Linked DNA regions of Homo sapiens: region 2 is linked to region 1. The links are chromatin contacts, found by Hi-C or POLR2A ChIA-PET in ENCODE. All regions are on one chromosome and are shown on one strand. Each heading gives the region's core, a stretch centred on a gene start or an enhancer-like site at or near the end of the contact. The rest is flanking DNA. Distances are from core to core; before and after follow the strand shown.

Region 1 (6,713 bases), core at 1,753-4,252:
AAGTAGTTAAGCAGAGGCAAGAGGCTGCCTGTCAAACACGGAGACAGGACTCAGGCATTGAGTGCAAAGTTGAACTAGAGACCTTGAGTTTCTCTGATCCTATAAGTAGAAGCAGCCATAGTAGTGGTAGTAGAAATTACCATTTATGATATGCTGTTTTCCTTTATTATCCTTATTATCCTTATAACAATATTGTCCCATAAGTATTATTATGTTCATCTTAAACGCAGAGAAATCAAAGGCCCATAGCAGGTCCAGGATTCAAGGTCAGACCTGTCTAGTTACAAAAACCCATGCCCACTACACTACCTTTTTTCCCCAAAGCAGCAACTAGATCATAGGAACATTTGATTTGTTTCCAGAAGGGTCAAACTCTGGCCAAAGAACAGATTGTTTCTCTCCAACATTTACATTTCTCAGAGGTGTAGTCTATTCAAGAATTTTAATTTAGACTTGCACGTATTTTGACAAGTAAAAAAAATGTTATACAGATATGAAGACAAAGTTACTCATCTTATCCCTATCTGCCAATTACATTCCCCAAATAACCAGTGTTAATATTTTTGTGTTTGATATTCATTCCTTTCACAAAACTATAAACATATAGATACATATATAAGGGGTTAATTTATTTTAATCAAAATAAAAACAAACTGCACATATTATACAACTCATTTTTTCTACTTAATATTATAGACATATTTAAAATCATTAGAACAAAAAAATTGCAAACCAATATTTCACAGGAACAAAGATGCAAAAATTCTAAATAAAAATTTAACCAATCATATTCAACAATAAATAAAAAGCATAATACATCATGAGCAAATAGGGAAATAGAGTTTATCCCAGTCATGTAAGATTATTTTAACATTGGAAAATCTATTAATATAATTTATCACACTAATAAATTATATATCACACTAATAAACTACATAAAATCCACATAGTCCTCTCAGTAGACACAGAAAAAGTATTTCAGAAACTCCCACATTTATTGCTGATTTAAAAATAAAAAAAAAACTCCTGGTAATCTATAAATGGCAAAGAACTTCTTCAACCTGATGAAAAGAATTTATGAAAAACCTGCAGCTAACATCATAGTTAATGGTGAAAGAGTGAATGTTTTTTCCCTAAAATTGAGAACAAGAATATCTTCATTACCCTTTTCTGTCTAACACTTTACTAGAGGCTATAGCCAGTGCAATAAAGCAAGGAAAGGAAATAAAAAGCATTTAGAATAGAAAAGGAAGATGTAAAACTTTTATTATTTCTCAGATGGCATGGTTAGCTGTGTCAGGGTTTGGCAAAATGTGGCAGTTTTGTTATTAAGTTTCATAAGAACACAGTCACACCCATTCACTTGTGTATTATCTACAGCTGCTTTCACCCTACTAATTACTCAACTACCATGGGCAGTTGAGTAATTGCCACAGACACACACAAGCTTAAATTATTTACTATCTGGCCTTTTAAGAAAGTTTGCTGACCCCTGATCTATGTAGAAAATCTGATAAAATCTACAATAAAACTACTGGGAGTAATAAGCAAGTTTAGACACACTAAAGAATACAAGATCAATATATAAAAATCTATTATATTTCTTTCTGCTTGTAACTTGTAATCAGAAATAGAAATTTTATTTTTTATTTTTTAACTTTTATTTTAGGTTCCGGGATACATGTGCAGGTTTTTACATATATATATGTATATATATATACATACATATATGTAAACTGCTTGCCATGGGGGTTTTCTGTACAGGTAATTTCATCACCTGGGTAATAAGTACAGTACCCAATAGATATTTTCAGGAACAAAAATTTTAACACAGCATTTATGACAGCAACAAAATATATAAAATACCCAGCAGTAAATCTGACTGGAGATGTAAATGACCTGCATAGAAACTAAAAAAAAAAAAAAAAAATGTACTGAGAGAAATTTTAAAATCTACCCTATTCATGGGCAATACTTTTAAAATGTCCATTCTCCACATATTCATCTATATCTAGATATTCAACGCAATCCCAACCAAAATCCTACCATACGTTTTGTCAAAATGGACAAAGTGATTCTAAAATTTACATGGAATATTGAAGGACCTAGAATAGCAAAAACAAATTTGAAAATGAAGAATAAAGTTGGAAAACTAATAGTACCTAACTTCAAGACATTATAAATCTCCAGTAATCAAGACAGTGTTGTACTGGTGTAAAGAAAGGTGAGTATATGAGTGAAACAGAATAGAGAATCAAGAAATAAGCCCTCACATATATGGACAACTAATTACCAACAAAGATGCAAAGACAATTAAGTGGAGAAAGGAAATCTTTTCAACAAGTGACACTAAAACAATTGGACTTTCACATTTAAAAAAATTAACTTCAACTCGGAATGGATCATAGACATAAAACTAAAACCGAAAACCATAAAACTTATAGAAGAAAACTTTTGTGACTTTAGGTTAAGTAAAAACAGATATCACACCAAAACCACAATCTATTAAGGAAACAATTGGTAATTTGTATTGCTTCATAGTTAAAAATCTCTGTTCCCCAAAAGACACTGTTAAGAGGATGAAAACGTAAGGCACATATTGGGAAAAAGTATGTACAAATCACATATCTGAAAAAGGTCTTATATTCAGAATCTATAGAGTTCCAAACAAAACACCAACTAAAAAGAGAGTAAAATATTTGAATTAAACACTTTAACAAAAAAGACATATGGATGGCAAATGAGCACATGAAAAATTAGTCATTATAGAAATAAAAATTAAAACCATAATGAGGTACCAAGATATACTATTAGAAAGGTTAAAGTTAAAAAGACTGACCAAAGCAAGTATTGATGAAAATGTGGAAGAAGTGAAACTCTCCTACACTGCTGGGCAGGAATATAAAGTGATGCAATCACTCTGGGAAGGTTAAGAGATTTCTTAAAAAGAGAGATGACCATGTGACCCAGTAATTCCACCCACAGATATTTACTCAAGAGAAATGAAAGCATACATCCATATAAAGACTTACACACAAATGTTCATAGCAGCTTAATCTGTAATAGACAAACTGGAAACAAACCAAATACCTATCAATGGGTGAATAAACAAACAAAAGATGATACATCCATACCATGAGATACTACTCAGCAACAAAAATAGTGAGCTGTTGCTATATGCTACAACATGAATGGCTCTCAAAAAATTCTGCTAGTGAATGATGTATAATTCACTATTATGCTACGAATGAAGTCAGATTCCTGATGCCACAAAAAAAATACATACCACATGATTACATTCACATATAATTCTAGATAAAACAAACTTAGCACCAGATAACATGTTACTGGTTGTCTTGAAATCGGGAGATACAGGGTAGAGGAGAGTGATTATAAAGGGGCACAAGGACATTTTTGGGGGAGCTAATGTATGTTCGTTTTCTTAATTGTGGTGCTGGTTTTATGGGTATATGCACAAGTCAAGACTTATCAAATCATACATTCTAAGCATGGACAGGATATTGTATATTAATTCTACCTCAGTAAAGATGTTTTTAGAGTCATTAGATATTTGTCTAATTTTGTTTTCTAATTACTTTATGTATATATACACACAGATTTTATAAAATGTAGAGCATGCATACTTAGCATTTTTAGCGGTTTTCTGTTTGCTTCTTGTTTCTAAATATCTAATTAATCAAGTAACACGTATTAATAACCTGTTTGATAATAATTCTAACAGTGGCCCTCTGAAAATTCAGCTCAGGGTGCTAGAACAATCAATATAGTGACACCAATATCATGACATGTGTGACACATTAGCATGAAATTAGTGGTGATCCTTGTCAATCCTACGTAGACAATGCTAATCAATCCCCGCACTCTTCCTCTCTGAGCCTGAATAAAAGATTCCAGCTCTAACAGGCTGGAGCTAATACAAATGGTGAACCCGCTCTGCCATCCAGGGGTCTTGTTGATGATGCTGATGATGCCTGACTGAAGTAGGCAAATACGTTTTTATCTTCATCTTTTTGCCAGGCTGTCTCTGTGCTATCTTGTTGCTTTGCTTAAATCAAGAAAAATGGGCGTTGTACTGCTATCTGCATTTTGTCTTGCATTTAAGTAACGGTTTCCTTTAAGAGCCAATTCAGAACTCATACATTCCAGGAAGCCTCCTATTGACTAAGCTCAGGTCATAATAAACTTGACTTTTTCTGAATCCTTTCACTACTAGATTCCTTGCTACACAATACCACATTTAGGTATCTGCCACCAGGATTATTCTCTGAGCTTCACTTTTCTTACCTGTAAATTGATACTTATATTGCAGAGTTGTCTTCAGGACTAGAGATGATGTATGGTTACCCCTGGGATGTAGACTCCACAAATTCAGACATTTTGTCTAGTTTATATAACCCTAGTGCCTAGAACAGTGCCAGACACAGAGTAAGTGTTCAACAAATAGCTGTAAGTAAATATGTAAGTAGTCTTTCACATACCATGGCACATTAAGTTCGATCCACATACACACTTAATACTCTATAATAACTCAGCTACTTGAAGACAGTCACCCTAGGTGCTCTTTTTGTCCCTTGGAGTTACATTTTACTCAGGGTTTCTATAGTTAGAAGTCAAGGCAAATATCACAGGCAGAGCTGGACTAGAGTGAAACAAATGAATCATAATCCTGGAATGTAAATTTAAAGGATACGCCAAAAAAACCCTCCACATATGAAAGAAATAATATTTCATGCAATATTTTTTAAAATAAAAATAATGCAAAGAATCCATTATGAATAAAACATCAGTTTTAAACAAAGGCAAAATCAGAGCAGTGCAGGACTGAGCCATATCAAAGCCTGAGGCAAAATGAAAAATCAAACACGGCTCCTATCTTCACTTAAAATAATTTTGATTAAAAAATATTACATTAAAATATTATTTATCCTCATTACTGAGGTTTCTAGCACTCCCTTCAATTCTGTGCCGGTGGTGAGTGCCTCCTCGTGTCACCCCAATCCTGGCCCTGCACAGCTGTCAAAACAGTCCTTGAAGAATCCCTTAAACTATCCACAAAATATAATATTCTACTCTCACTAAATTCAACACCACCAGTTTGCCTTTAGTGTTAGAACAGTGCTACGTTTCTCCAGGTGAGCCCTGGATGAAGAAGATGGCTTACACTTAAGGAGCCAGGCTGTATACAAAATGTGTGTCTTTACACAGCAGACTCACACTTGGCTCATCAAGGTGCTGATGCCATGGGAGGCTTCTGGGAACTGAGAATAGTCGAACCATGTCTCTCATCTCACCCTGGCTCAGGCACAGACTCTAAGGCAGGCAGAATCAACCACATTCTTTTATTTGCCTTTATTCGCTCCTGTTTGTGGTCTGTCTCTGTCTCTCTTTCTCTCTCTCACACACTCTCACACACGACTTGTGTAACTTGAATGAATAAATAATGTGATTCTACTGGAAATGCAATGCTGTCCGCCCCTTGGCCTTCTACCCAGCATGCCTGCTTGTTGAGCGACTGACGGGTTCTGCCTCCATCCTCAGGAGCCTCAGCTCCCACAAATCACTAGTGATTTCCTCCAGCCGCCAAGACAAAGGCGACTCTGGCAACCAGGCTATGTATTCCTTTTGCTTTCCCTAAGCACCCATACCATGTTGCTTCCCATAAATTCACAGTTTTATCCTGAGATGAAATCGCACCATTTCTGCCAGGAATCACACACAGAAACATGGTTCTGTTTTGTTTCTGGACATACTGTATTTGATAAAATTAGAAAGAAATCACCCTACCAACATTTGCACACAAGAAGAAAGGGAAAAAAAAGAGGAGGGTGAAAAATCAACCAGCTATGAGATCCAGTATAGAGAAGATATCAGAAAAACATTTTTTGCAGGTTCCAAATCTTGAAGTATAAAATTATCCTCTCCTATTCTTCTTTGTTCCCACTTGTGGCATCTAGCCAATCACTAACAAATATAAGAGCTGGATGCCAACTTCAGTAAACATATTTAACCCTACAAGGAGAGACAGTCATGGGGGAAAATGAAATCTTCATGGGTCCAAGTCTCTCAATGAGAACAGATATTCAGGCCGGATGCCATGGCTCACGCCTGTAATCCTAACACTTTGGGACGCCGAGGTGGGTGGATCACTTGAGGTCAGGAGTTCAAGACCAGCCTGGCCAATATGGTGAAACCCCATCTCTACTAAAAATACAAGAAACTAGCGGGGCGTGGTGGCACATCCCTGTACCCCCAGCTACTTGGGAGGCTGAGGCACGACAATCACTTGAGCCTGGGAGATGGAGATTGCCACAAGGTGAGATCGCGCCACTACAATCCAGCCTGGGTGACAGAGTAACACTCTGTCTCCAAAGAGAGAGAGAGAGAGAGAGAGACAGAGAGAGAGAGAGAGAACGAACAGATATTCCCTGCAAGCTCTCCTAAAGCGATGCATTTTTTTGCGGGGGAGGGGTGGGGGTCACTAATACAAAACATAGACTTGGCACTGAGCCTCCCAAAGCAGAAAGAAGATTGGATAATTACATTCATACACATATCCATTGTGTATGAATCACATTGTCCAGCCCCACCACTGTGCAAATCCTGGAGTCAGAACATCTCAGATTCTACCAGCTCATCCCAAGTATTTTCCAGATAAGGTAACAGAGGCTTAGCAAGACCAGGTGACTTGTCTT
Region 2 (6,713 bases), core at 1,200-3,699, 460 kb after region 1:
AAGTAGACATTAAAGGAGCCCAAAGGAGGAAGAATTTGTGCATCCTAGCAGGATTCTGGAGGGCTTCTTGGAGGAGGTATCCCAGTGGAGAATGAAGTCATAAATACAAGGAGCTTTCCATAGCTAAGTGTCAGCTCCTCAGCTCCCAAAGCTGCTAAAAGGCCAGGCGAGTCGGCCGCCCCCTCCTCCATTTCATCTGGAGCACGCCTGTTTCCAAGAGAGGACCAGCTAGGCCCAGCCCTTCCTTTGACACATTCCTCCAGCTGCTGCCTGTCCTTATGGAAACACATGGGAACTTTTCACCATGTTCAACTTCACGACTTCCTTCGGTGCTTTCACTGGGGAGAACCTGCGTCATGGCACTTGCTTGCACAAGGGAGCCCTTTAAGGGCCTCAGCTGGTCTCCATTGGGTTGACATGAGGACAGCCCCTTGTCTGTACCAAAGTGAGATGTAAGGGACCTACATCACCAGCAGCCAGCAAATGCATCTTTTAAAAGGCCTCTACAGATTTCTGAGAGAGGAATTTGCTTCCACTCCCTCCTCAGGAATCAGCCCCTTCAGTGCGGTAGGGTCATCCCCCCACTCCTTCCTCCTCCATACTTAAGGCTCTGCAGCAAGGGCTCAAACCCTCGCTTTTGGCAACTGTGTGACCTTGAGCAAGTCACTTAACCAGTATCAATCCCAGTTTCCTTATCTCTAATTTGGGGTATATAAATAAGAACAACTCGTTCTTAGAACTGTTGTGAATCGGAGTGAGATAGTGCAAGTAAAGTATTTTACACAGAGCCGGGCATGTAGTAAACCAACAATGAATAGTAGCTTCATTTTCATCATCAATAATGACGATGATGGTGGTGGTGGGAGGGTAAACTTGGACCCGATTCGAGCTAAAAGCAAGCACCCCTTCCCCCTCTCCCCCTCCCAAGTGTATGGCTGAGCCACACGGTGGAGACACATGCGTCATCCGGCTGAGGGGTGAATGCAGGCTCTTCTGGCGGCGGGCTCAGGAACCGCCAGGCAGTGGTGTCCTAGCTCACCTGGAGGGGTCGCGGGGTGAAGCAGATTTTCTGATGGGGGAGGTCCAATAAACTACAGACCCTCTCTTTCTGTATACCCACTCAGCAGGTATGGAAACTGACTCGTGGCCAAAGAACGCCAGCTGCATCCCTCCCCCAAGGAGCCAGGACAGCGTCCACCATGCCCCTGACTCAGTTCCCCAACTCTCTCTCGGGTGCAGGCGAGACTGCGCTGCACTTAGTGGCGGAGATAACAGGTTGGCCAGCCAGGCCTGAGAAACGTCCCCCCGCTACCTTGCGCAAACCCAGCCCCCTCTTCGAAACGCAGGTGGGCAAACAACCCTCAACCTCGCAACAACTTTGTGTATTTCACCGCCACCACAGGGCGCACGGCCTCAACTTCTCTTCACTGCGCTCCGAGGAGGGAAGCAGGAAATCGAGAATAAGGGGCAGCCCACAGACCACCCTCCTTTTCTCGGGGCGCCCCCCAAAGGCGCGCCCTGCCTTACCTTGTCTGACGGCCTTGAAGGTGACGGCCTCCTTGCAGCTGTCGATGACCCCCAGCACGTCATAGCGGGGCAAGCCGGACACCCGGACCCCCTGCACCTCCAGAAGCAGCTCCCCTTCGCCCAGCCTCGGGCCCTCGCCGCCGCCGGGAAGCCCCGCTGCCTCGACCGCCGCCACCGCTCCGACGTACGGAAACTCCCCGTGCTCCGCGCCTCCCAGCACCGTCACCCCCAGCTCGCCCTGGGGTCCCCGCTTCACGGTGCATTCGTGAACCCTGCTAGTCCAGTGGTTCTTCTTCTGGATCACTTTGGACATGATGAGTTACACCCCTCCTCCAAAAAAATAAAACGAGAGACAGGTGCCCCCCACAGCACGAGCCCCCAAGCCTCCGCTTGTTCATGGGAGAAACATCTCTCCCCAAATCACAAAACAGGAGAGAGAAACTTGGCAGCCTCGCTCCCCTGCACACGCTCGCGCACTCAAGCCATCATAAAACAAACTTTCTGGGCTTCCCCGCGAGCCCCGCACAGGCGCCCGCGAGCTTTGTTTGCATTCCGGTGCCTCTGGGTCCACGTTCCGGCGCCCGCCCGTGCTCTCCCGGACCAGAGTCCACTCTGCGCCGCTCGGGTTATTTTTTTTTCCTTCCTTCCTTTCTCTCTTGCCTTTTACAAATGCGGTGCCTCCTCTTTGCCTCCCGCCCGGCTCGCCTCTCCTCGCTGGCAGGCTGTTACTGAGGGTGAGGGAAGCCCTTCCAGCCAGTTGCCGGGAGCCCTGAAGACGCGGTGGCGGGGCGGCGGGGAGCAGGGCGGGAGGTAAGTGCTCGCGGCCCCTTTAAGCAGATACAAAGGCTCGGCTTGTTTTGTTACAGTTCATTCTATTCCGCGCCGCGGAGCGCAGCGGCCGGCGACAGGAGACGCGCGCGCATGCGCCCCGCGGCCGCCAGCCGGCCGGCCCACCCCTCCCCTCCTCCCCGAAGGGAGAGATTCCAACGTGCTTCCCGATGGGTCCTAAAACCGACCTGCCGGGAGAAGGCAACTCCCCCCCAACCCTTCCTGAACCCCTATCCTCTCTCCTTTTCTTTCAGTGCCCTGGACTCCGCGGATTCCTTTGGGGCTGGAGGGCCGCACACGTGTTTTACTCCAACTGTTTGCAACTTTTGAAACCCGGGCAATCTGGCTTTGGCATTTGAAAACCATTTCAAACAGGTGGGGGTTGGGGAGGCTGCCACACTCACCCTGGCGCTCACACTCACGCACACGCGCACGCACTCGCGCCGGCCCTAAGCCTCCTAACCGCCCTCGGCCAGTGGCTGGCCAGGCTGTCGGTCACCCAGCCCGGCTGGTTCGCCGCCCCCCTTGCCGCAGGTCCCACTGAAACCCCCGAGACCCGCCCCGGGGCGCTCGCCGCCTCCCTGCCTGCCCTGCGCTTGCGGGTTCGGGTCCTGGCGCGGGGTCTGCCAGGGTCTCTGCGACCCGGGGGAGGGGGACGGTGGGATCCTCCGGTTCCCCAACTGGGATCCCTGTGCGGGTCACACGCGCTCTTACACACACCCGCATCCTTAAACTTTGGGACCAACTTTTTAGGACACGGGAAACTACAGGCAAGAGAGAGAAGCCATGGTGCTAGTGTGGGTTCAGGTATTCAACCAAAAAAGAGATCCCTCTAGCTTTTCAACTGCCCTGCCAGCAGAGACTGCTGGACCCAGTCAATCATCTGCCCCGGCCTCAAGTTCCTGGCAGGGCCGAGAAGCCTGCGGACCTACTCCGGGGCCAGGAGATAAGGATCCCCGCCGGGCGCGGACATGCCCTGCGTCCTGGCGCCCGCGGGGGCGTGAGAGAACTCGGAATTCGCAGCCCGGGGGTAGCTGCGGCCTCCGGAGGTCGCCCGGGGGTGCGGATGGAGTGACTTCTGTCCCGGCGAGGTGGCGGACAGAAAGACTCCCATACCACAGGAAGGCTGCCCTTCCCAAATACTCCTCAAATCAGGCTGCTGAGTAGTCTCCCCAGCAGTTTGTTTTCCTCTTTAGTGATGTATAATTTTGTTCATCTTTGGTCACAGGAGAGATTCCAAGAAATGAGGGGGGTACGTTGAAACGATGAAGAAAGGATGGACACAGCAGTCGAGGTTGAGAGGTAGGCTCAGGGGTCCACCCTTGTGTGACCTTGAGCAAGCTTGGTGACCTCCGCGCCTCCGTTTCTCGCTGATCAAATAAGTAGAACAAGACCTCACAGGGTTCTTGGAAGTATTACGTGGGAAAACACTTATAAAGTGGCAAATAATAAAAACTCATTATATTCTTAATAGTAGTATTACTATTTGGGAAGAAAATTGGGAAATCATTTGGGGATTCAAGTTAGTAAGTATGATAATTTATCCTCTCCTTTCTAGAACTTAGAAAATATGGGCATACTTTGTGTGTTTGTTTTTTGATGGTGGTGGTGGTGTTTTTAGAAACGTGGTCTTGCTTTGTCCCCAAGCTGGAGTGCAGTAGCTCGACTAGCTGATTGTAACCTCGAACTTCTGGACTCAAGCAATCCTACCACCTCAGCCTCCTGAGTATCTGGAATTATAGGCACATGCCACCATGCCCAGCTAGTTTTATTTTTTTGATTTTTTGTAGACATGGGGGGGTCTCCCTATGTTGATTGCCCAGGCTGGTCTCAAACTCCTGGGCTCAAGCCAACCTCCTGACTCAGCTTCCCAAAGTGCTGGGGTTATAGATGTGAGCCACCATACCTGGTTTAGGCATACGTTTAAACATCCTTTTAAAGCATTGTAGGGTGCTATTCTAAGCTAATAAAAGTAAGGAGGGATGTTGATGCTTCTCTCTTGGGATATCCAGAACTGAAAATCCCATTGCATTGTTGTGTTTCTGAAAAAAGGAGGTGACCAATTTTCCATGGCTTTGCTTGGTGAGAGGAACTTTGTCTCCAGCTTTTTTTCAGAAGCAATCTAGGTCAATATGAACAGCACTTCAAAACATAAATTATCAAACCCGAGCACAGATCCAGCCAATCAGAATGTCAAGGAAGGGCTAAGTCATTTGAACTTTTAAGGTTCCCCTTATGTGTTGTTGGTACACAACGCTGAGCACCATAGGTTTAGTATCTTGATTCCAAAGCATTGTTTGGGTCCCAGACCTTTTTGTCAAATAAACCTGTGATCCACATCTCTGTGTAAAATAAAAACTCAAGGAGGTCAGGACACTTTGACAGTTTGGTTTACTGATGTATTATTCCCAGTTCCTAGAATGGTGCCTCGTACTAGCAAATGCTAAAATATTTGTCAAATGACTCTTTCCACAAAAATGTACATTTTTACTTTCCATGTTAGTGGGGAGTCACAGATTCCCCTGCAAATCATTAGTAAGCTTAGTAAGCTTAGCCTTGTGTGTTTCCCCACTTTGCCACTTCATATTCTAGTAAAGTGTAATTGTTTGCTAAGAATACCCACAACCAACCTTGAATTAGGAGTCCCCTACCTCTCCACTCAACTCTCACCTCTGCCTGGGGGAGTCCAAGGGCTGGACAAGACCAGGCGTTTTGTGATTCCTCCCAATGCAACAACATCCCCCTCTTGCCAGGATTCCAGGTGTCACCACAGCAGCTGAGAAAGGAAAGAACTTGGAATTTAGCATACGTCAGGTTTTAGATGTGGAAAAGCCCCAAAAGAAGGAGTAGTACCTGTGGGCACAGAGGGCAATATGGAGAGAATAGACATTATTCTAATTCAGGAAAAGGAAAAATAATTTGAACCTTCAAAGTAGCCAAGGCTGCCAGTTTCCAGGATGCTCCCTCTGCATCTTCCCGGCTGGTGTTTCACCTGGTCTAGTTCCTGTGTCCCAGACTGGAGAAGTTCAAGGCAGAGATCATCTCTCTCCTATCCAACCTTTGAAACCTCAATACCAAAAACCATGAACCATGCCTTGTGTGGAGTGTGCACCATACACAGTTGTTGAGTGAATTGATGAAGTGTGACATGAAATTGTTGAATAAATGGATGAAGTATGACATGAAATTGTGTAATATGTGACCTTTGATCCAAAGCCAGTTTAGATTTGGTTGCCAAAACAGGGGTATTTATATTAGGTTGGTGCAAGAGTAATTGCAGGTTTTGCCATTACTTTCAATGAAAAGAGCTTATAGTTATGTCATTGTGAAGTAGATTTTTCCTGAATAGATCTAAGATCCTAGTATTCTGACTTGTCTCACTTTAGCTATGAATTTGGCAATACATTCTGTTGGGAGAAATAATGCTATAAAATACCTAACTTTCAAGCTTACTGTATATGTCAGCGTAGTGATGTGAGTTGGGGGTTTTTTTGTTTGGTTTTTGTTTGTTTGTTTGTTTGTTTGTTTTGAGACAAACTCTCACTCTGTCATCCAGGCTGGAGTGCAGTGGTGCCGTCTCGGCACACTGCAACCTCAGCCTCCTGGGTTTAAGTGATTCTCACGCCTCAACCTCCCAAGTAGCTGGGATTGCAGGAGTACACCACCATGCCCAGCTAATTTTTGCTTTTTTAGTAGAGACAGGGTTTTGCCATGTTGGCCAGGCTGGTCTCAAACTCCTGACCTCAGGTGATCCACCTACCTCGGCCTCCCAAAGTGTTGGGATTACAGGCGTGAGCCATCGCGCCCAGCTGATGTGAGTTATTTTATGCAATCACCACAGTTGTGTAAGGTAGGAACTATCAGGAATGACCTTGATTTTATAACTGAGGAAAATGAAGCTAAGAAAGTGAAGAAACTTGCCCCAGAGCTTACAAGTAACAAAACCAGGAAGTGAACCCGGAGGCATGACCCAAAACCCATGCTCAGAACACTGTAGTCTGAGAGGATAGGATGTGGCCATTTAGCATATTTGGGTAACAGCATGCTCTGGACTCTTGAATCTGCTACATAGTGTATACACAGTAATTAAGTCCCCCTCCTTTCTGTCTCTTCACTTTAAGCTAAAGGATACAGTGTTTCACTCCAGAACTCAATCTCCTGTTCTCCATCTATGGGCTTTGAAGATTCAAATAATTCAGGAATGCAAAGAGAATTAATTTGCAAACATTTCTACAGTGTTTAGGCTGCAGTACAGGTGACATGCCAAACAGTCTTATATTATTGCATAAGCATTTCAACAATGAACTCCTAATACAGAGGGTAGATTCAGCTGAGAAATAAACTATAACAGAATAAAC

What was found. A loop is a pair of places that touch in the nucleus more often than their neighbours do. ChIA-PET counts read pairs that join two places held with the same protein, here RNA polymerase II (POLR2A).
Region 2: a map of chondrocyte shows a loop between it and region 1 (2.5-fold over the local background). The contact joins the promoter of MAGI1 here to the enhancer-like site in region 1. A Hi-C loop is called at or near these places in 1 of 168 maps with a recorded cell type or tissue (chondrocyte). POLR2A ChIA-PET finds 5 or more read pairs at or near these places in 2 of 52 experiments (H1 and WTC11).

Annotation. Positions count from the first base shown.
Region 1 is chr3:65,572,534-65,579,246 of GRCh38, forward strand. All of the region lies in intron 2 of MAGI1 (membrane associated guanylate kinase, WW and PDZ domain containing 1), which reads right to left. Among named protein-coding and RNA genes, the nearest start is that of MAGI1-AS1, 320 kb to the right of the region's middle. Within about 2 kb of position 3,003, at least 2 of the 41 ENCODE cell types and tissues checked have a DNase peak (open chromatin) inside an H3K27ac peak, as active enhancers do.
Region 2 is chr3:66,036,469-66,043,181 of GRCh38, forward strand. MAGI1 (membrane associated guanylate kinase, WW and PDZ domain containing 1) reads right to left here and starts at 2,450. Exons shown (of 23, transcript NM_001033057.2): 1 at 1,528-2,450. The coding sequence starts at 1,840. LOC105377128 (a long non-coding RNA gene) reads left to right here and starts at 2,485. Exons shown (of 2, transcript XR_001740440.2): 1 at 2,485-2,730; 2 at 3,584-3,826. RefSeq lists enhancers at 1-637, 638-1,465 and a silencer at 2,418-2,537.